Linked DNA regions of Homo sapiens: region 1 is linked to region 2. Evidence: read pairs that join two places in POLR2A ChIA-PET (ENCODE). Cell type or tissue: MCF 10A. All regions are shown on one strand. Each heading gives the region's core, and the rest is flanking DNA. Links, peaks and the distances in the headings are about the cores only. Region 1 overlaps GPD2 (glycerol-3-phosphate dehydrogenase 2). Region 2 has its middle 150 kb from the start of GALNT5.

Region 1 (11,153 bases), core at 3,154-11,153, 640 kb before region 2:
TCCTGAGTAGCTGGGACTACAGGCACCCATCACAACGCCTGGCTAATTTTTGTAGTTTTAGTAGAGATGGGGCTTCACCATGTTGGCCAGGCTGGTCTCGAACTCCTGACCTCAAGTGATCCACCCGCCACGGCCTCCCAGAGTGCTGGGATTACAGGCATGAGCCACCGTGCCCGGCCTGGACTTTGTTTTCTTACAAAACATTTTACAGTATGTATTCAACAGCCATGATTGTAGTTACTCTGTAAGGCTTTGTTAGTTTTAATAAATTTTGAGGGAAGGCTTGATATGTTTTAATCTTAAGACAGACATTTAAAACTCTTTGATTTGCAGCTTATTTTATAGCAAGGTAAAGGACTTTTTCTTTTCTTTTCTTTCTTTCTTTCTTTCTTTTTTTTTTTTTTTTTTGAGACAGGATCTCATTCTATCACCTGTGCTGGAGTGCAGTGGTGCCCTCATAGCTCACTGCAGCCTTGAATTCCTGGGTTCAAACAATCCTCCCACTTCAGTCTCCTGAGTAACTGGTACTACAGGCATGTGCCATCATGCCCAGCTAATTAAAAAGATTTTTTCTGTAGAGACAGGGTCTCGCTTCCCAGGTTGGTCTTGAACTCCTGGCCTCAAGGGGTCCTCCTGCCTGGGTTTCTCTGAGTCTGGGATTATAGATGTTAGCCACCCACCACTCCAGGCCTTTTTCTTGTTTTGATTACTGAAGTAGATTCTGTAACAGCATGTAAAATGTAAAAAGAGCGTTTATGCTGCCAAAGGAATGTCAAACATTATCTTAACCCAATAAAGGGTTAGTAAAGGGGCGGAAAGACTGAAAGAAGCACAGGACTAGTATGGTCTGTTTGACTAATGAACTTCTTTTGAATGTTATCAATGAATGTGTTTCATTGATAACATTCCTGCCTCCTCAAGGCAGATTTAAAGTTTTTCTCCCTGTTGTGCTATCTCCTTTTCATGCTAAGTCAACCATTTCTTGTTAGTTGATATAAATGCAAGTTTGTTTAATTCTGTACTAGGCATGTTATCTACTCAGCTCCTTAACCTGACTTGTGTTTTTACAAGGGGTTGGCATTTTTGTGAAGGAATGCTTCAAGTTTTCACTTGGGAGGGACATTTTATTTTGGGGCTCTCAGGGTTACCCTCAATTATGTATATGGTAAGCAAAGAAGGCAGAGATAGATTTTAATGGAATATTAAAGATAGGATTGTACGACTTTAAACACAAATCCGTGAATATATCTGGAGTGATACAGAGTATATATTAACTTTGCTTTTAAAATGAATTTAAAATGGAATACAAATTCACTTGCGTGCACTAACTATAGTTCTTTATGACTTTTATAGCAATTGTATGGAAAGCAAACATAATAGAAACTATTCTATTATGAATTAAGCTGTGGTTATTTGCATTTAATGAATATAATGAGCTTCATTGATTTCTTATAATTCTATAGTGAACCTCATGAAATAAAGAAAAAGGGTCAAATTTGTGACTATAGTTCCAGTGTGTATTTTAGAAATGGTAGAAAGCATAAGTATGTTATATGGCAATTGCCTTGGAAATGGCATATATTTTGTAAAAAATCGGGTCTTAAATAATGCATCACTACTAGAGTGCAAACGTGTATCCTTGTGTTCCTCTAAGGCTCCCTCCCTTTCAATGCATTTTTTGTTTTAGAGGACTTTGTGAAATAAATGCTCGATTAACAGTTATGACATTATTAAACTTAACCCCCCATCACACATCAGAAATCCCATGTAATAATGTTTGCAACAAATTTTTTATAAACAGAGACTTTTAACTGGCTCACTTAAAATAGTTATTGACCTTATTTTCTCCTTCTTTTGTACCTTTTACTTGCATTTTTTGAACTCTGCCCCTGAAACTAGCTCAACTCGTTTCTTAGCCAGCTTCTCCTGTCAAGCTTCCAGGCTCCTGCCCTCCTTTGAGGCTGAGAAGTGGTCCTGGGCCAACCTCGTTCTCACTGTTGGTTTGCTTCTAAAATGATATAATTGACATAAAGGTGACCCAGGGAGACTCAGAATTTTCTAGCTTTACACTATGTGAATTGATATAAATATAGTGTTTATTTTCTTTCGCTTTCTCTTTGTTTCATGATTTTTTTTTTTTCTCATTCTTCTTTATGGAAATACTCTTCCTCTGCTAAAATTGTTTACTTTCTCTTGGGCTGGGGTGGGCCCTTCTGGCAGTAATTGCCTGGGGAAATAAATGGATTGGAAGTGAAAGAACCTGCCCTTCTTGGAAGCAGGCTGGCCTTTTGATAGGGTGTGGAAGTCAGGGACAAAGCTAGAGTCTGGATGCCTTCCCAGCAATGTGTGAGTGTGTTGCTTTAGCTTCTTCCACCACAGTCCAAAAATTTGTGTATTTAGAACCTGAGGATTATGTTTCACACATTTCTGTTGACTTTTACTTGGTTTTTTGATTTATCTTGCGTTATCAGGATAATGCTTTTCTCAGTGACTTCGGAAAAGCCTTTTTGTTTGTTGTTTGATATCCTGTTCAGTGTATATATTCTTTACAACTATAGGTTGTTATTGTTGTGTTTGTGTGTTTTTGCTTTTGATATAATAGAGAAAAGGCTAAAGAAGGTGACGGAAGGATAAAAGTGTCTTCTGTTTTCTTAGGACTTGATACATTCACTTCTTTCCATAGGGATTGTCTTTTGTGAAGAACCCTTGGGTCAATTTCCTGTCCAGTCTTGGCCTAAATCCTTTTTAAAAGCAACAACAACAAAAGAGGAGAATTCACCTTCAGTTTACAGAATAGACCTCCTCTCTGTTTCCAGAGAACAGGCTAATGTGCCTCTTCTGTTTGACTGTTTTGTTCATTTAGGTCTGATAGCTTTCAAAAAGTACACTTGAGGGCTCTCTGTGTGTTTCTGTAGGAATCACATGTGTAAGATACAGGTGTGTAAGTCCTTCTCTGCTTGGCTGGGGGGAATGCGTTTGCAGGCAGAGTACTAATCATGATCCCCACAGTAAAGTAAAACTTGGGGAAAGAGTAGTACATGGTATGCTTTGATTGTTACTTGTCTGAGTAAGCACTGTATCAGCATATGTTTGGTGTGTCTGAACTATGAGATACCTCCTTCAAGGGAATTGTACAAAACATTTGTTATCACATTAATTGGAATAATAAAAGGTTTGCTTGCTAAAACACATCTAGTTCAAGCCACCCAGTGATCTTGACTTTTATAGTTAAAAGGGTGCTGCTGGGAGGGAAGAGGCTTTTGAGCTCACTCCTTCTTCTGTTTTACTGTGGACTTGCTGTCAAGCTATCCATGATTACAGACCCGTTTGCTAGGACCTTCTCTGATGAGGTTCTATATGCTTATTTTGTAAGACTCATGCACTTTTCTTCAATAAGTCACTGGATTTGTATGCGAGTGTGAGGCCTGGCCCTCTGAGTTGTGCCTTCCATGGGTGTGACAGTGTGACACGACTCAAAATAGTTGAAGGAGTGGGTTTTGCATGCACAGCTACAGGAGCAGGTGGCTGCACAGATGAAGTGTAAGGAGCATTTGCTACCTTTGGACCACAAAAGGCTTAGGTAAAGGGCTTAGTGATTAAAGGGCTACCTCTAGGTTACATCTTGGGGTTTTTATTTAATGTTTGAAATGCCTTGTACATCTGGATTTCTCAGTGTAGGTGATTGGAAGAGCATGGATCGCTTTTATTTATTTTTAATTTCTTTTTTCTTTTTAATTTTTCTGGGTACATAGTATGTATACATATTTTTGGGTACATGAGATAATTTGCTACAGGCATGCAATGAGTAACAGTAATATCAGGGTAAATGGGTATCCATTACCTTAAGCATTTATTTCTTTGTGTTACGAACATTCTCTTAGTTATTTTTAAATGTACAGTAAGTTATTGTTGACTGCAGTCACCCTGTTCTATCAACTTCCAGATCTTATTCATTCTAACTATGTTTTTATACTCATTAACCATCCCCACCCCAACCTCACTACCATCTCCAACCTTTGGTAGCCATCCTCTACTCTCTGACTCTCTGTCTCCATGAGTTCATTTGTTTTTATTTTTAGCTCCCACAAATGAGTGAGAATATGCAAAATTTGTCCTTCTGTGCCTTATTTATTTCACTTAACATGATGTCCTCCAGTTTTACCCGTGTTGTTGCAAATGAAATGATCTCATTCTTTTCTTTTTTGAGACGGAGTCTCTCGCTCTGTCGCCCAGGCTGGAGTGCAGTGGCGTGATCTCAGCTCACTGCAACCTCCACCTCCCAGGTTCACGTGATTTTCCTCCTGTCTCAGCCTCCTGAGTATCTGGGATTACAGGCACCCACCACCACGCCTGGCTAATTTTTTTGTATTTTTAGTAGAGACGGAGTTTCACCATGTTGGCCAGGCTGGTTTCGAACTTCGGAACTCAAGTGATCTGCCCACCTTGGCATCCCAAAGTGCTAGGATTACAGGTGTGAGCCACTGTGCCCGGCCTGATCTCATTCTTTTTTATGGCTGAATACTACTTCATTGTGTATATGTACCACATTTTTGTTATCCATTTGTCTGTTGATGGACACTTAGGTTGATTGAAAATCTTGGCTACTGTGACTAGTGCTGCAATAAACATGGGAGTGCAATATGGGATGCCTTTATGTCTTGCTGGAGAATGCATGCCCCGAGGACAGCAAGGCTGGTCGTTGAAATTACTCTTCTGTAATTGATCTTTGAGCTGTACTCTCCGCCCCTCCATTGGTCATGCTTGTAAGGGATGGAGAGAAATATGCTTACTTCTATGCTGGCATAAGAATCAAAACCCTGAGAAGTTCTAAACTAATGGAGAGCATGGGGATTAGAAAGGTAATTGAGGTTTCTATATAAGAAACCAGAAAGATAGGAGAGTTTTTGTAAACATGAAGGTGTTACAGGAAGGGGGTCCCCATCCAGATGCCTAGAGAGGGTTCTTGGATCTCACACAAGAGTTAAGGGTGAGTCCATAAAGTGAAAGTGAAGGAATAAAAGAATGACTACTCCATACACACAGGGCTGCTGGTTGCCCATTTTTATGGTTATTTCTTGATTATATGCTAAACAAGGGGTGGCTTATTTTACCCAGCTCCTATTCAAGATGGAGTTCCTCTGGTTCACACGCCTCTGACAAAGGGACCCAGGGCTTATTCCACAGAGGAGTGACAAATGTATTTGCATGGAATCTTTTTCTTTTTCTTTTTCTTTTTTTTTTAAGACAGGGTTTTGCTCTGTCGCCCAGGCTGGAGTGCAGTGGTATGATCATGGCTCATTGAAGCCTTGACCTCCTGGGCACACATGATTCCTCCCACTTTGGCCTCTTGAATAGCTGAAACTAGAGGTGTGCGCCACCATGCCCAGCTAATTTTTAAATTTTCTTTAATAGAGATGGAGTCTTGCTTTGTTGCCCAAGCTGGTCTTGAACTCCTGATATCAAAGAATCCTCCTGCCTTGGCCTCCCAAATTGCTGGGATTACAGGTATAAGCCACTGGTCCAGCCCATTTGCATGATTCTTACTTATGCTAAATTTGTATTTTGATAAGTAAGGCTTCTGGAAGAGAGAAGACAGGGAGATGAGTAGGAGAGTGAGTACTTTTTAAAGAGATTTCAGAGGCCAGGAAGTGCGATCTGGTTCTGGAATAAATTTGCTTGTGCATAGTTGCCTTGCCTATGAATGGGAGGAGGTAGAAGTGGTGGATGCACTCAGGGACTTACATGAAATAGGATGTGAGGAGTTGTTCTTTGTTAAAAGTCACTGTCTATAATGGGAGCCCTACAAGGACATCTAAGAATTCATCTGAGCCAGATAAGTTGCAGCAGTCAGGTACAAACAAAGGTCAGCAAACTTTGAGAAGTGGCAAATTTAGTTTTTGTTTGCTAGCAGTAAGTACATTTTGTTGTGTAGCAATTACATCTGTCAGTTCTAGGCAAAATTTTCCCAAGTACCTATTACTCTTGGGAGTTTTAGACCCAAATATTCATCTGTGCTGTTTTCTGAGTAGATGTTCCGTCAAGATCTCAAATTTTCTTAGTTGCAAGCTGAGCTTCTCTTCTTCCTTAAACCTGCTTCTCTTTCTAGATCTTAATATTGAAATCTTGGGGTCATTTTCCAGCTGCCCAAACTAAAACCACTTATTGTGTTCAGTCTCTTCCTGCTGCCTCCTGTAATCGGTTGTCAGGTCTTGTCATGCTGTCTAATTGAGTGCTGTCCTTAGACAGTTGTGCAAAACATCAGTCTCTAGATTTGCACTCTTTAATGTTGCCTTAAACCAGGCTCTTCTCTCACATGGGATCTATTTCATTGCCCTCTAATTGGTCTCTCTGTCTTCGTAAGCTTCAACACTAAAAATCTACTTGAACAGTCTTTACAGAACGTTAGACAAAACATCTTACTTCCTTAATCTACAGCCTCTACTCCCCGTTGCCAACAGGATATCATAGAAATATTTTACTTCACGTGTACACAGTCTTCCTCTCTCTTCCCTCTGGACTTCTTTTTAAACACCATTTCTAGCTGTACATCATCTCCAGCCAAACGAGATAACTATTTGTATGCCTAGAACGTACCATGATGCTCCCCTTTCTCCACCAATTGTCTTTCTCTATAACGTTCCCTACTCACTCCCCTCCAAATTTTTTCCCCTTCAAGACCCTTCTCCAAAATCCTGTCTTCACTGAAGCCTTCTTTAATTCTTTTAGTCAGAGTCAATTTCTTGCAACATTAAAATGATATAGCACCTTGCTTTTTTTTTCTATCAGACTATAACACTCAGTATAGCACAACTAGTTATAAGACAGAGTGCAGAGTTACAAGACACACTTTGATATTTAATCCTACAGATAGATTAATTGCTTGTGGGCAGTTAGTTGATAAACTCACAGATATATTTAGTTGAGCACCATTTGTTTAGGTTTTGCCAACTGAGCTGGTGTTCTCCTTGCAAGAATTAGAGCTAGCTCTGGTCTATGTCAATGCAGCAGCTGGTCCTGAGTAAGCATATATGTGATTTAATTAAAAGGCTATAAAACATGGATTTGAAGCTATGATAAATAAGCTAATTCTATTTTTTAAAATTTTTTCACCTCTGGTTTCCTTGAACATTTATTGCAGAAGTTAGTAAAGATTTGTGTATATTTTTGGTCCCCTTCTTTGCTAGTTTTCTAGTAAAGCTGTTACTTAGAAGGAAATAATCTTTTTTTTTTGTTTGTAATCATTGTGAAAACGTTTCTCCTTACAATGGTAAATGGGTACATGTTGTCCACAGCATTTGGTTTATATAGTTCTAAATTTCATTCTTTCAGCATTAAAACAAAGTTCTTTTTTAAATTTTTTATTTTTTGAGACAGGGTCTTACTCTGTCACCCAGACTGGAGTGCAGTGGCGCAGTCTCGGCTCACTGCAGTCTCCGCCTCCGAGGCTCAAGGGATTCTCTTGCCTCAGGCTCCCGAGTAGCTGGGATTACAGGCGCATGCCACTACTGCCTGGCTAATTTTTGTATTTTTAGTAGAGACAAGGTTTCAGCATGTTGGCCAGGCTGGTCTTGAACTCCTGACCTCAAATGATCTACCCACCTCAGCCTCCCAAAGTGCTGGGATTACAGATGTGAGCCACCGTGCCCGGCCCTAAAACAAAGGTCTTACATTACCTGGCAGAAGATTACTAGTAGATACTTTGCTAGAGACTTCTTCATTGCCTTGGAGATTAACCCAAATGCCAAGGGACTGAACATTTGGGTGACTTTGAGAATAGGGCCTTCTTTTGGGAGTGACAACAAAATATGGTATAGCTTTTGGGGAGAAGTTGCCTTTTGAGACCAAAGGCAGGACAGAACCACCAGGGCTCAAGAACATAAACTCAGTCTTGTTTTCTCACTTAGTAGGCAGTGACTTTGGGGAAATCCCCCATTTCCTCTGAGCTACCACTGCCCCTTTTATGAAATTAGATGTTGTGAGGGTGAAATGAGCTGATGTGTATAAAGAATTAAAAGCACAGTACCTGTTACCTAGTAAATAATAAATGGTGGTGATTATTATTGTAACATTCATAACAATAACAACACTCATAATGATAATCTTAGGAAAGTCAAATGAAACTGGCTGATTCTTGCCTTTGACTTTGAGCTAGCCAGATGACCGTACAGAAGGATTTGATCACAGTAGAAATAATGAGCCCTCAAGCATACATTATTTTTTTAAATTATGGAAAAAGGAAAACTCTTTATTGATTATAGTTGATATTATTGCTAACTCTGCAAGATGACATGAGAATGTAGTTTTTTGATAGTATTAGTGGCTCATTGGGAAAATGCATGAAAATATCTTCCTTTGCAAGTTTTGGTCTCTGACAAATCAAATTAAAACAATACTATCAGGTAGGCAGGGAACATAGGGACCCACACATTTGGAAATACTAGCTTCAAACTTAACTGGCTGAATGAACACCTCTGAGAATGAAACATTTTCATTGACTGTGTTGTATATAACTTCCCTGAGTTGGCCATGTTGATGTGTGGTATCCTTTGTGAGGTCAACAATGACATTATCAACAAGACAGAAGCAATGATAAGTCAATCAGTCACAACACTCATATCCTAGGGACCACCACACTGCTATGAGTCAGGCATGTGCGTTGTTTAAGGTAAATAGTAAATAGAACTAGGACTTTATTCTCTGTCTCCAGTTGTCAGAGGAACCCAGTTAGCCTTGAGATAGCATGCTATCTCTTGGCTGCTAGGGCTTACATTGTTGTGTGATAGGCACCCATGTGAATGTTTACAACAGTACATTGATTGGTGATAGTGAGCTATGACAAATGGGTACCTGCTAAGTTAGGGTTTTTACTATCCCAGCAACCTAGGATATAAGGTTTTGCCTAGGGTTGACTGAATGATGAATGGTGGCCCCTAGCCAGCATACACCAACTTTCCTGCATAATTTGGGAAAGAGAAGATGGTTGATATAGCAAAGGGACAGTAAAGAAGAGACCTCCAGCAGCAGAGTACATATGCTTGTGAAATATTTTCCTAGTAAGAATCATTAAAATTTTTTTTAGAGACAGAGTCTTGTTCTGTCTCCCAGGCTGGAGTGCAGTGGCACAATTGCAGCTCACTACAAGCTCAAACTCCTGGGCTCTAATCCTGGGAAGAATCTTAATTAAAAAGATAAAGTTTAGAATTTAGGAGTTTGTCAGGAAGAATGAGATCAGAAGAAAAAAATTTTAAAAATGCCACCACATATCAGTATATAATTTATAGTATCCTAAAATGAGTTTTCTATAGGATCATAGTTATCAACTATATTGCAATTCTTTATTTAGGATAGTATGATAATAGATACAGTTTATTCAGTATGGACCCAAATATTTAACCGTATCATAATTTATGTTGAGATACTGTTTTTTTAGTATCCTAAGTTAAAACTACCTTCATAATAAATTGTTTTCTTGAGTTGTGAGCTATCAGTAGAATGTAACGTGTGTTGTCCAGACAGGCCAGTGCTCCACCCCTACAAGGAAATAGGGTAGTGGCTTCCCTGTTTCCCTGCTTTTGTGAATGTAAAGTCTTAGGCAGGTCAAATTACTCAACTCTAGAATTTTTTTTAGTTGATCACACAGGATTATCTTTTTACGTTTAACAGTAAAAGCGGACAAAAGGATTTTTGATGGAATTTTCATTTTTATGCAATCTTCTTAGTTTCTGAAAGAGTTAAAGAATAATTTTTAAGTCCTCATCAAAACTTTAGAAAATTCCATTATCAGTCCAGTAGTGGAAAACAAGTGAGAGGAAAGAAAGTTAAGAGCTAAGACAATGCAGAACTTGAGAAATATTCAGTGGAGCAGAGTGTGGGGTGGCTCATGTTTGTAATCCTAGCACTTTGGGAAGCCAAGGTAGGAGATTGCTTGAGTCCAGTTTGGGCAACATAGCAAGACCTTGTCTCTACAGAAAAAAAAAAAAGAAGAAGAAAGAAAGAAAAAAAAATAGCCATGCATGGCGGCATGCACTTGGTAGTATCAGCTACTTGGGAGAATCACTTGCCCAGGAGTTTGATTTTATAGTTTGCTATGATTGAGCCACTGCACTCTGGCCTGGGTGACAGAGCCAGACTCAGTCTCTACAAAAAGAGAGAAAGAAAAAAATATAAATACAGAGAGCACAAATATACAGTGAGTGCTTGATCTGGAGGGTTTTCTCTTAAAATTTTGGTGTCATGCAACTCTGGCTAGAAGAAAACTTTTTCTGTTAAGTTCCCCTAATGAAAGGAATTACAGCAGGTTAAATTGGTCAGTTTGTGAAAGTCTTAAGGCATAATACCTCTGACTTCTTATCTGTAAAGTATACTCTTTTTTTTTGAGACGGAGTCTAGCTCTGTCACCCAGGTTGGAGTGCAGTGGCATGATCTCGGCTCACTGCAACCTCTGCCTCCTGGGTTCAGGCGATTCTCCTGCCTCAGCCTCCCGAGTAGCTGGGATCACAGGCATCCACCACCACGGCCTCCCAAAGTGCTGGGATTACAAGTGTGAGCCACCACGCCCAGCCGACTCTTTCAATAATAGAAATATAACACTGCTGGCTTTTGGCTGTAGTGAAAACTTCATTAGAAAGGGAAAAACTTGGGAAGGGAGTCTTACCACAATTTGAATTAAACACTTGCCAAAGAACCTGAAGCAAGCTGATGTTTATTGTCTTGTTGAGTGACCCAAGACTTCTTTCTGCTGGTTCTCCTTGAGGAGAGGATTAGGTGTTGAGCAAATTTACAAGTATAGCATGCAGTTTTGTTAAATACCCAATGACATTTCTTTTCACAGTTCTTTTGACTTTATACTGTTTAAATATCCTCAGTTATCTCTTAATTTGCTTTTCTTTCTTTAATTCCTGTCGAACCAGAAAGTAACTTTTATGTGATCAATTCCCTTGTCTAGAATTTTTTGGCTATTTATTTTGAGTTGCAGTATACACATTGGTTTGTTAGTAATTTCCTTATTTTATGTTTTCTTTTCTAGTTTAACATGGTTTCATAATCTACACAGTGTCTTATTATTGGGATGGTTATGCGATAACTATCCCAATTAACTTCTTTTTGTTTCTTATTTTTCTTTGTAGGCTAAGAAATGGCATTTCAAAAGGCAG
Region 2 (11,230 bases), core at 1,740-9,739:
TGTTTGTTAGTTTTCCTTCTAACAGTCAGGACCCTCAGCTGCAGGTCTGTTGGAGTTTGCTGGAGGTCCACTCCAGACCCTGTTTGCCTGGGTATCACCAATGGAGGCTGCAGAACAGCAAATATCACAGAACAGGAAATGCTGCTGCCTGATCCTTCCTCTGGAAGCTTCATCTCAGAGGGGTACCCAGCTGTATGAGGTGTCAGTAGGCCCCTACTGGGAGGTGCCTTCCAATTAGGCTACTCGGAGGTCAGGGACCCACTTAAGGAGGCAGTCTGTCCGTTCTCAGATCTCAAACTCGGTGCTGGGAGAACCACTACTCTCTTACCTTGGTGTAGTTTTCTTCATGTTTCTTGAACATGGGATTTATTCACCTTTTTGGATCTATATAGGTTTATATTTTTATTAAATTTAGAAAAAATTTCAGTCATTATTTCTCAATTGTTCTTCTATTATGTTCTCTCTTCAGTCTTTTTCTAGGGACTCCAATTAAATATTTACTATTGAAGTTGACTCCCAACTATTTACTTACAATCTATATACATTTTTGTGTTTTTTTCTGTGTGTTCCATTTCAATTTTTTTTTAATGATCTATATTCAAGTCAGCCAATCTCTTCTCCTGCAATGTCTAATCTGCCTTTCATCTCTAAAGTCCAATATGGGTATTCTTTTTATATAACTTCTATGTTTCTATTTAACATATTAAATATTTCCTCTAGATTTTTTAAACATATGAAATATGGTTATAATAACTATTTTCCTGTCATCGTTTGCTACTTCAACCACATTCATCGATTCCAAGTTTATTTTTTGTTGGTTTTCAGCCTCATTATAAGTCATATTTTTAGGTCTTGCTTTTAAAGATGTGTTTGGCATAATCTAATCATCTGGGGCTTATTATTGCCTACTACTAAAATGAGACTCACCTGAGTACTCTACTTAATACTCCATAAATTATAAGGTTTTCCAATATGACACTGGTTGAACAGGCAATATTCATAGCCCTGTGTGAGGCGTTCCTTCTAGTAGAGTCATTCTTTCTCTAATATTGGATAATTTCTTCACATGAGCACACTGATCAATACTCTGATCAATGTTTGAAGGCAATCCTCTGAATATCCCTAGAGTTTTGTGTCTGTGCATCTCTAGTAGTCTGCCCTGTGAACTCTAGATGCATTGGCTTCCCCAGACTCTTCAACTCAGGGAGTCTACTGGGTTCTACCTGGTTTCTCCTTTATGCACTACCCTAGAAACTCTCTCACAACTAATAGGTGGAAGGTGACAGTACTAACTTTCTTTGCTTCCCATCTCATATAAATCACTTTCCATGTTGTCTAATGTCAAATATCTTGCAAATAATTAAAAAATATGTGCTGTTTGAGTTTTTAGTTGTTTCTGGTGGAATGGTAAATCTGGAGCCTGTTAGTTCATTGTATAGTGAACGTAAGTTTTTCATAGTTTGAAGTGATTCAGTTGATCACCTACCTAGGTTTCCTGATTTCCAGAGAAGAATCTTATACTCAGCAAGAAGAGGTAAGGTAAAGAACTAATAATCAACCAATTATCCTTCTGGGAGCATAGACAGTGGCTGTGTCTGCAGCTGTTTAATTCCTGTATCCTGTTTCTTTCAAGTTTAGGTTTCTTTTTCTTTTTTATGTATTTTTCTAACCTTAGTAAGGGAGGACTATAGTCCCTCTTTGAGAAATTTCTGCAAAAATTTTCACTGTAGTCATTGTGCCAAGATTTTCAAAATTTGCTCTTGGAGACTGCAACTCTCTCCCAAACATGCTCCCATTCAAGGCCTAGTCACCATTATCTCCTAGTAGCAGCTACAGAAAAAACTTCTGGTAACTGACTTTGGTTTTATGGTACAATGCACAGGTGGACACTGGAGCTAATTTGTTGCTTTGACATTGACCTAAAATATGTTTTCATTCTGAACTAGACTTAGCTTATTTTCAAATGATTACAAATGTGGCATGGGAAGCTTCCCGGGCCCACCAAAGACCTGATTTCTGGCTGAAACTCCACTTCCTCTAAGAGATATGATTTATATCTACCATGTAGAGGCTTTTTTACTATCTATAAGAACAGTGTATGTGTGAGAAACCCTCTCTGGGTAATTAAAAATGTCTGAATTTATACCAAGTGAGAAAAAAACCAAATTCCCAGGTATGTAATTTTTCTTCTTCTTTTTTCCAGGAGGATATGGGTATCTTTCAACAGCTACCAACAGATCCTGATAACCAGCTTACAGACTCCATCAAAAGGCCTATTGTAAAACTTGAAGACTCACCTAACAAGTCAATGCATTCTCCTAGGACCTCTCATACCATCATCCCCACAGCCAACAGCCCATGCTTACCCATGCATGGTATCCCACACAGTACATGTGAGCCTCCACAGACAGCATGCATATCTCAACAGCAGATGCAGAGCTCAGTAGCTGGCTTGGCTGTTGGATTAGGTGACGATGCTCAACCTCAAACACATCAGGACCATAGAAAAAATAAAAGGAGTTTCTCGGCACCAGGCTTGTCTTTTCAGAATTGAGAGAAGGCACAAAATCTTAAGAATTACCCCTAAGAGGGAACAAGAGGAATGGAGCAGGTGCATCCATAGAAAAAATCTGAGAGATCCCCAGAATCCCTAGCCAGGTTTACTGGTGAAGGTCTTTCTCTCCTGAAGCTAATCAGAAAAGATGGGAGGAAGTGACTTCTTTAAATGTGAAGACAACAATGTACGATTTCAAGGAACAAGAAGAATAATGGAATTAAGACACCACCAAGGAACAAAATAAAGCTGCTGTGGCTGAAATTAAAGAAATGGAAGTTTATGAACTGATTGACAAAGAGTTCAAAACAATTATCTTAAAGAATTTCATTGAGCTAGAACACAGATAGAAAACTAAACAAAACCAGGAAAAGAACAAAATGAAAAGTTCAACAGAAATAGAATCTATTTAAAAACACAAAGAAACTATGGAGCTGACTAACATAATGTCTAAACTGAAAAATTCAATAGAGATCTTCAACAGCAGACTCAAAGCAAAATGAAAAATCACAGAACTCTAAAATAGAGTATATTAAATTACGCAATCAGAGGAACAAAAAGAAATAAGAATTAAAAACAGAAAATAAAGCCTACCTGATTTATGGGACAGCATCTAGTGAACCAAAATAAGTATTGTGGAAGTTCAAGAAGGAGTAAAGAAAAAAAGACAGGGGCAACAGAAAACTTACTTTAAAAAATAATGACAGAAAATTTACTAAATCTGGAAAGGAAAACAAACATCCAGATTCATAAAGCCGAAAGAACCTCAAATAGGTTAAACACAAAGAAGCCTTCATTGAGATACATTATGATAAAATTGTCAAGGTCAAGGACAGAGAAAATTTTGAAAGCAGCAAGAGAAAAGCAACTCATAACATACAAGGTAACTGCAATGAGACTGTTGGTGTATTTCTCAGTTGAAACCTTATAGGATGCGAGACAGTGTGACACTAAAGTCAAAGTACTATACTAAAAGAAAAAATGCCAATTAAGAATACTATACCTGGCAAAGCTGTGCCTCAGAAATGAAGGAGAGATGAAGACTTTCTTGGGCACACAAAAGCTGAGGAAGATTATCACCACTAGGCCTATCATACAAGAAATTCTAAAAGGAGTTCTCTAACTTGAAATTAAAGGATTCTTTTTTTTTCTTTTTTATTTTTTTGAGATGGAATCTTGCTCTGTTGTCCAGGCTGGAGTGGTGCAGTGGTGCAATCTGGCTCGCTGCAACCTCCATCTCCTGGGTCCAAGCAATTCTCCTGCCTCAGCCTCCTGAGTAGCTGGGATTACAGGTGTGCACCATCATTCCCAGCTAATTTTTGTATTTTTAGTAGATATGGGGTTTCACCATGTTGGTCAGGCTGGTCTTGAACTCCTGACCTCGTGATCCACCCACCTCAGCCTCGCAAAGTGCTGGGATTACAGGCTTGAGCCACCATGCCCAACGGAAATGAAAGGATTCTAACTAACATCATGAAAACATACGAAAGTATAAAACTCACTGGTAAAGGTATGTATGTTATCTAATTCAGAATAATCTAATACTTTAATGGTGGTTCATAAATCACTTTTAACTCTAGTATAAAAGTTAAAAAACAAAATATTGAAAATACACCTACAATAATGTGTTAATGGAACACGTTATAAAATAAGGTAAATTGTAAGATCAATAACAAAATATGCATAGGGAGAAGCAAAGTGCTGAGTTTTTGTATGTGATTGAAGTTAAGTTGCTAGCAGCTTAAAATAGACAGCTATAAGACTTTTAATGTAAGATTCATGATAATCTCAAAGAAACCTGTGACAGATACACAAAAGATAAAAAGAAAGGAATAAAAACATACCACTACATCCTTGGGGCACAAGCATAAGAAAGGAATAAAACAAACAAACAAAAAACCTCTTTTCCAAGGTGGCAGATTGGAGGCAGTGTTAGCATGCCTCTCTCACTTGGAAAGACAAAATAGTAAGTAGAGATTCATACTGTGAACTTTTTTCCAAGAAGAAATGTAGGAACTCAACAGGAAATGAAAAGAAACCACAGATGCTTTGAAAGAAACAGCGGGTTATAGATTACACTGTGAACCAGGCAAAAAACTGTAAGTCCACAGAGTGTGAGAGGGCAAGAGACTGCCTCCAGCATATACACCACTACCATGGTACCTGGCAATCCCACTCACAGGGGAAGACATTAACCCTACCCAGCACTGCAACTAATGTAGGGAATGGTGGGGAATATAAAAGTGGGAGCAGCAATGGGAAGAGCCTTGTATGCATTCCCAGTCTTCAGCACAGACCAAGGGAAGACATTCCTGATTCTAGATCACAGGTGACCTCATGAAAGCCTGCCAATTAAATCAGGCAGTGGCTGCAGGCTGAAAGAAGCTCCCAACTGAATTTCACAATATAATATTAAATGGGGATGAACTCCCTTGGCCAAAGCCAGGAGTTGAGTGAGAAGTGTGTTACAGCCATGGGCAGAAGAGCTGGGCACCTTAGATTTGTGAGTGGACAGGAAGAGGCGTGGCCTGAAAGCCTGGGTTCCTCTCTCCCTGGGGAAGGCTTGTGGCCTGGGACAGTTTTGAGTTCTGAGTGTAGACTGCCTGGAATTTAGCTCACTGTTGCTAGCAAACACTGTAGGTGAGAGGCCTGCCTTGCCAAGTGTGTGAGAGCTGGGTGAGGCTTACTGCCACTTGCTACTCCCCACTCCCTGGGCAAACTCTTCTGTGCAGCAGAGGCAGCTATGCTCCTTCCTGGAACATTACCCCAGGGGCCAGAGAATTGCCCTCCTACTCCAACAAGGGTCTCTGCTTGCCCTGCACATGGAGAGCCAGAATGCAGACCTGCCTGACCCAGCCCCCACCTGGCTTTTCCCCTCCACCTGCCCTGGTAGTTTAATGCAAAGGAGAGAAACTTTTTAGAGCCCTATGACCCCACCCATTGCCTGAGAAACCAGAGGACCTCCCCAGGGTAACATAAGGCAAGCAAAAATCCCACTGCTACTACCGCAGCTGGCTGTCTTTTGTAAGCACCACTTCCTGGCTGGAGGCCAAATGACATAATCCATTACAGCATCTACAGGTGGAATAACACTGCACCGAGGAATGAGAAAACTTGTACATGACCTCAGCTATCACCACTGCCTGCACCACCCTGGCTAACCAGGAGGTCCTGAGTCTGTACACCTGACCAGTGCATTACCACTGCAATTGGCATTTAAGAAAGCCAATGCACTGAGACTATTTATAATCAGGGAATCTCATAGAATCTACATCACTCCTCTGTCACCCCCATCAGAGGGATTGCTGATACCTGCTGCTGGGAGACTTGAGGACAGGTACATCTCTGGATCACTTACAGATATTCCCTAGCACCAGCCTGAAATGTGGCAGACTTACTAGGTTGCTAGACCCCAAGGAGCAGCAGCATTCACAGTAGAATGGGTCTCTGGAACTTCAACAAACCCAGTAAATAAAATACTGGGGGTCGGGCACAGTGGCTCACACCTGTAATCCCAGCACTTTGGGAGGCCGAGGAAGGCGGATCACCTGAGGTCAGGAGTTCAAGACCAGCCTGATCAACGTGGTGAAAACCCATCTCCACTAAAAATACAAAAATTAGCTGGGCATGGTGACATGCACCTGGAATCCCAGCTACTTGGGAAGCTGAGGCAGGAGAATCACTTGAAACCAGGAGGTGGAGATTGCAGTGAGCCGAGATCATGCCACTGCACTCCAGCCTGTATGACAGAGTGAGACTCCTTCTCAAACTAACTAAATAATACTGGGAAAACAATGAATAAATAAATAAGCATACACCATTGGGGAACAAAGTAAGCTTCAAGAGACCTCTGCCATTCCAACCCCATAGGAGACAGTGAACTTGCCTACACACTGAGCACATTGCTATTTTAACCAGTATCTGAGAAAGCTATCCTACAAAGTTTCTCTATAACCAAGGAACTTGTACAGAATCTTCACCCCTGAAAGTACGAAGAGCTGAATTAGGCTACGATAAACTATATACATTAAAGTCACATCACTAAGGGGGAAAAAAGAAGTTTAAAAAAACCACAGTCAAATAAAGAATAAATTCAAGAATAATTAGAAGGAATAGTCTACCCTAATGAGAAAGAAGCAGAAAAATAATTCTAGTAATATGACAAAACAAGGTTCTGTAACACCACCAAAAAAGATCACATCTCTAGCAATAAATCTAAACCAAGATGAAATCTTTGAAATACCAGGTAAAGAATTCAAAAGGTTGATCGTTAAGCTACTTGAGGAGATACCAGAGAATGATGAAAACCAAAATAAAGAAATCTGAAAAACAATTCAGGATATGAATGAAAAATTTTCTAAAGAGATAGATTGGTTTTAAATGCAAACCAATCAGAAATTCTAGAAATGAAAGTCACATTTAGAGAATTACAAAATGCAGTGGGAAGTTTTAACAATAGACTAGAAGAAACAGAAGAAAGAATTTCAGAGATCACAGACAAAATTGAAATAACCCCATCAGTCAAGATAAAGAAAAAAGAATCAAAATAAATAGTCTCCAAGAAATATGGGATCATGTAAAACAGCCAAACCTAAGAATAACTGGTGCTCCTGAGGGAGAAGAAAAAGTAAGAATTTTGGAAAACTTACTTGATGGAATAATTGAGGAAAACTTTCCTGTCCTTGCTAGATAATTAGATATTCAAATACAAGAAGTTCAAAGAACTGGACAGTTTATCACAAAAAGGACTTCACCTAAGCACACAGTCATCAGGTTTTCTAAAGTCAATGTGAATACAAGAATTCTGAGAGCAGTGAGACAAAAGAACCAGGTAACGACTAATAGCAGATTTCTCACCAGAAACCTTAGTAGCCAGAAGGGATTGGATTCCTATCTTTGGCCCCCTTAAACAGAATACCTGTCAGCCAAGAATTTCATATCCAGTAAAACTAAATTTTATAAATCAAAGAGAAATAAAGTCACTTTTAGATAAACAAATGCTGAGAGAATTTATTACTACCAGACCAGCAATATAAGAAATGCTGTAAGGAGTTCTATATTCTGAAACAAAATGTCAATACACACCAGAATAGAACCTCTTGAACCTGTAAAACTCACAGGGCCTATAAAACAATAACACAATGTAAAAAACAAAGTATCTAGGTAACCATTTAACATGATGACTGAAATAGTACCTCACGTGTCAATGTTAACATTGAATGTAAATGACCTAAATGCTCCTCTTAAAATATATAGATTTGCAGAATGGATTTAAAAATCACAAAACAAGAGACTCATCTAAGACACAAAAATTTATATATACTCAAGGTAAAGAGGTGGAAGAAGATATTCCATACCAATAAAAACCAAAAGTGAGAAAGAGTATCTATTCTTATGTCAGATAAAATGGACTTTAAAGCAAAAACATTTAAAAAGACAAAGAAGACGATTATATAATTATAAACGAATCAGCCAGGACGGTGGCTTATACCTGTAATGCCAGCACTTTGGGAGCCTGAGGCAGGCGGTTCATGAGGTCAGGAGTTCAAGACCAGCCTGAACAAGATGGTTAAACTCTGTCTCTACTAAAACTACAAACATTAGCCAGGCGTGATTGTGTGTGCCTGTAATCCCAGCTACTCAGGAGGCTGAGGCAGGAGAATTGCTTAAACCCAGGAGGCGGAGGTTGCAGAGAGCCAAGCACCACTGCACTCCAGCCTGGGTGACGGAGCGAGACTCCATCTCAAAAAAAAAAAATAAAAAAGAATCAATCCAACAAGAAGCTATTATATTACTATCCTCAATTTATATGCACCTAACACTTAAGTTCCCAGATTCATAAAACATTTACTACTAGATCTAAGAAAAGAGATACCCACACGATAATACTTAGGGACTTTAACACTCCACTGACAGCACTAGGCAGATCACCAAATAAGAAAGTCAACAAAGAAACAATGGACTTAAACTATACTCTAGAACAAATGGACCTAATAGATATTTACAGAATATTCTACTCAAGATCTTCAAAAGGTACATTTTTTTACCTGAGCACATAGAACATTCTCAAAAATAGACCTTATGATAGGCCACAAAACAAGTTTCAATACATTTAAGTACATCAAAGTCATATCAAGTATCTTCCCAGACCAAAGAGGAATAAAACTGGAAATCAACTCCAAAAGGAACCCTTAAAACTACAAATATATGGAAATTATAAAATCTGCTCCTGAGTAATATTTGAGTTAACAACGAAAACAGATGGAAATTTATAAATTCCTTGAAATGAATAATAGTGACACAAGTTATCAAAACCTCTGGGATACAGCAAAAGCAGTTCCAAGAAGAATGTTTATACCATTAAATGCCTACATCAAAAACTCTAAAGGATCACATATTGACAACCTAATGTCACACCTCAAAGAACCCAAGAAACAAGAACAAACTAAACCCAAAGCTAGCAGAGGAAAAGAAATAACAAGGATCAAAGAAAAACTAAATGAAATTGAAATAAAAAAATACAAAAGATCAATGAAATAAAAAGCTAGTTGTTTGAAAAGATAAAATTGATAGATCTTTAGCTAGTTTAACCAAGAAAAAAAGAGAGAAGACTCAAATAAACTCAGATATGAAAGTGGAGACATTACAACAGACACCACAGAAATACAAAAGATCATTTAAGACTACTGTCAACACCTCTATGCATACAAACTGGAAAATCTAGAGGAAACAGATAAACATCTGGAAACATACAATCCTTCTAGATTAACTTAGAAAGAAATAGAGACCCTGAACCAACCAATAACAAGCAGCAAGATGAAATCAGTAATGAAAAAAAATTGCCAACAAAAAAAGCCCAGGGCCAGATAGATTCACAGCTGAATTCTACTATACATTCAAAGAAGAATTGGTGCGAATCCTTCTGAAACTATTCCAATAGATTGAGAAAGAGAGAATCTTCCCTAACTCATTCTATGAAGCCAGTATCACCCTGATACCAAAACCAGGGAAGGACATAACAACAAAGAAGAAAATTACAGACCAATACCCCTGAAAAACATAGATACAGAAACTATGCATACAAAATACATGCTAACTGAATCTAACAACACATCAAAAAGATAGTACAAAAAATACAAAAATTAACCAGGTGCAGTGACGTGATCCTGTAACCCCAGATACTCAGGAGGCTGACACAGGAGAATTGCTTCAGCCCAGGAGACAGAGATTGCAGTGAACTGAGATTATGCCATTGCACTTCAGCCCGAGAGACAGAATGAGACCCTGTCTCAAGATAAAATAAAATAAAAAAGGTAGTACACTATGATCAAATGAGTTTCATTTCAGGAATATGAGGATGGTTTAACAACACAAGTCAATAAATACGATACATCACATAAGCAAAATTCATAATAAAACCCACATGATCATTTCAATAGATGCAGAAAAAGCATTTGATAAAACTCAGCATCCTTTTATGATAAAAACACTAAGCAAACTAGGCATAGAAGGGACTTAACTGAAAATAATAAAAGCTGTGTATAACAAACACACAGCCCATATCATATGGAGTGGGGAAAAGATTAAAGCCCTCCCCCTGAGAACTGGAACAAGATAAGGATGCTCAACTTTGCTACTTCTATTCAACATAGTACTGGAAGTCTTAGCCAGAGCAATCAGGCAAGAGAAAAAAATAAAAAGCATCCGAATTGAAAAAGTAGAAGTTAAACTATTGCTGTTTGCTGATGATAGGATTATATATCTAGAAAACGATAAGATTCCTCCAAAAGACTCCGAGATTGATAAATGAATTCAGTAAAGTGTCAGGTAAAAAATTCATGTACATAAATCAGTAGCATTGCTATATACCAACAACCACCAAGGTGAGAATCAAATTAAGAACCCAATTCATTTTATAACAGCTGCTAAACAAATAAAACACTTAGGAATAAACTGAACCAAAGAGGTGAAAGATCTCTACAAGGAGAACTAGAAAACAACTGCTGAAAGAAATCACAGATGACACAAACAAATGGAAACACATCTCATGCTCATGGATTAGAAGAATCAATATTGTGATACTGCCCAAAGCAATCTACAGATTCAATGTGATTCCTATTAAAATACCAATACCATTTTTCACAGAATTAAAAAAAATACTAAAATGCATATGGAACCAAAAAAGAGCCTAAATAGCCAAAGCAATCCTAAGCAGAAAGAACAAATTTGGAGGCATTACATTACCAGATGTCAAATTATACTACAAGGATATAGTTACCAAAACAGCATGGTACTGATATAAAAAGGAGATGCATCGACTAGAACAGAATAGAGAACTCAGGTATAAAGCCAAATAATTACAACCAACTGATCTTTGACAAAGCATATAAAAACATAAATTGGGGAAATGATACCCTATTAAATAAACGGTTTTGGGAAAACTGGCTAGCCACAAGTAGAAAAACGAAACTGGATCCTGTCTCTCACCTTGTAAAAAAATCAACTCAAGAGGGATCAAATACTTAAATCTAATAGACAAAAACATAAAATTTCTAGGAGATGACCTAGAAAAAACTCTCTGGACATTGGCTTAGGCAAAGAATTCATGACTAAGACCTCTAAAGCAAATGCAACAAAAATTTAAAAAATAATAAATGAGACCTAATTAAAAAGCGT

What was found. ChIA-PET counts read pairs that join two places held together with the same protein. Peaks named below come from ENCODE experiments on the same cell type or tissue, not always from the same donor. Only the 100,000 strongest peaks of a DNase experiment are listed, where the experiment ranks them.
Region 1: POLR2A ChIA-PET joins it to region 2 with 5 read pairs; 2 of 35 experiments call an interaction of 5 or more read pairs at or near these places.

The regions. Positions count from the first base shown.
Region 1 is chr2:156,464,972-156,476,124 of GRCh38, forward strand. It overlaps GPD2 (glycerol-3-phosphate dehydrogenase 2), which reads left to right. Exons shown (of 17, transcript NM_000408.5): 2 at 11,127-11,153. The coding sequence starts at 11,135. Among named protein-coding and RNA genes, the nearest start is that of GPD2, 34 kb to the left of the region's middle. In MCF 10A, for the core only: no CTCF peak of the experiment used is centred there; no DNase peak of the experiment used is centred there.
Region 2 is chr2:157,102,478-157,113,707 of GRCh38, forward strand. No RefSeq gene overlaps it. Among named protein-coding and RNA genes, the nearest start is that of GALNT5, 150 kb to the right of the region's middle. In MCF 10A, for the core only: no CTCF peak of the experiment used is centred there; a DNase peak (open chromatin) is centred at 5,594.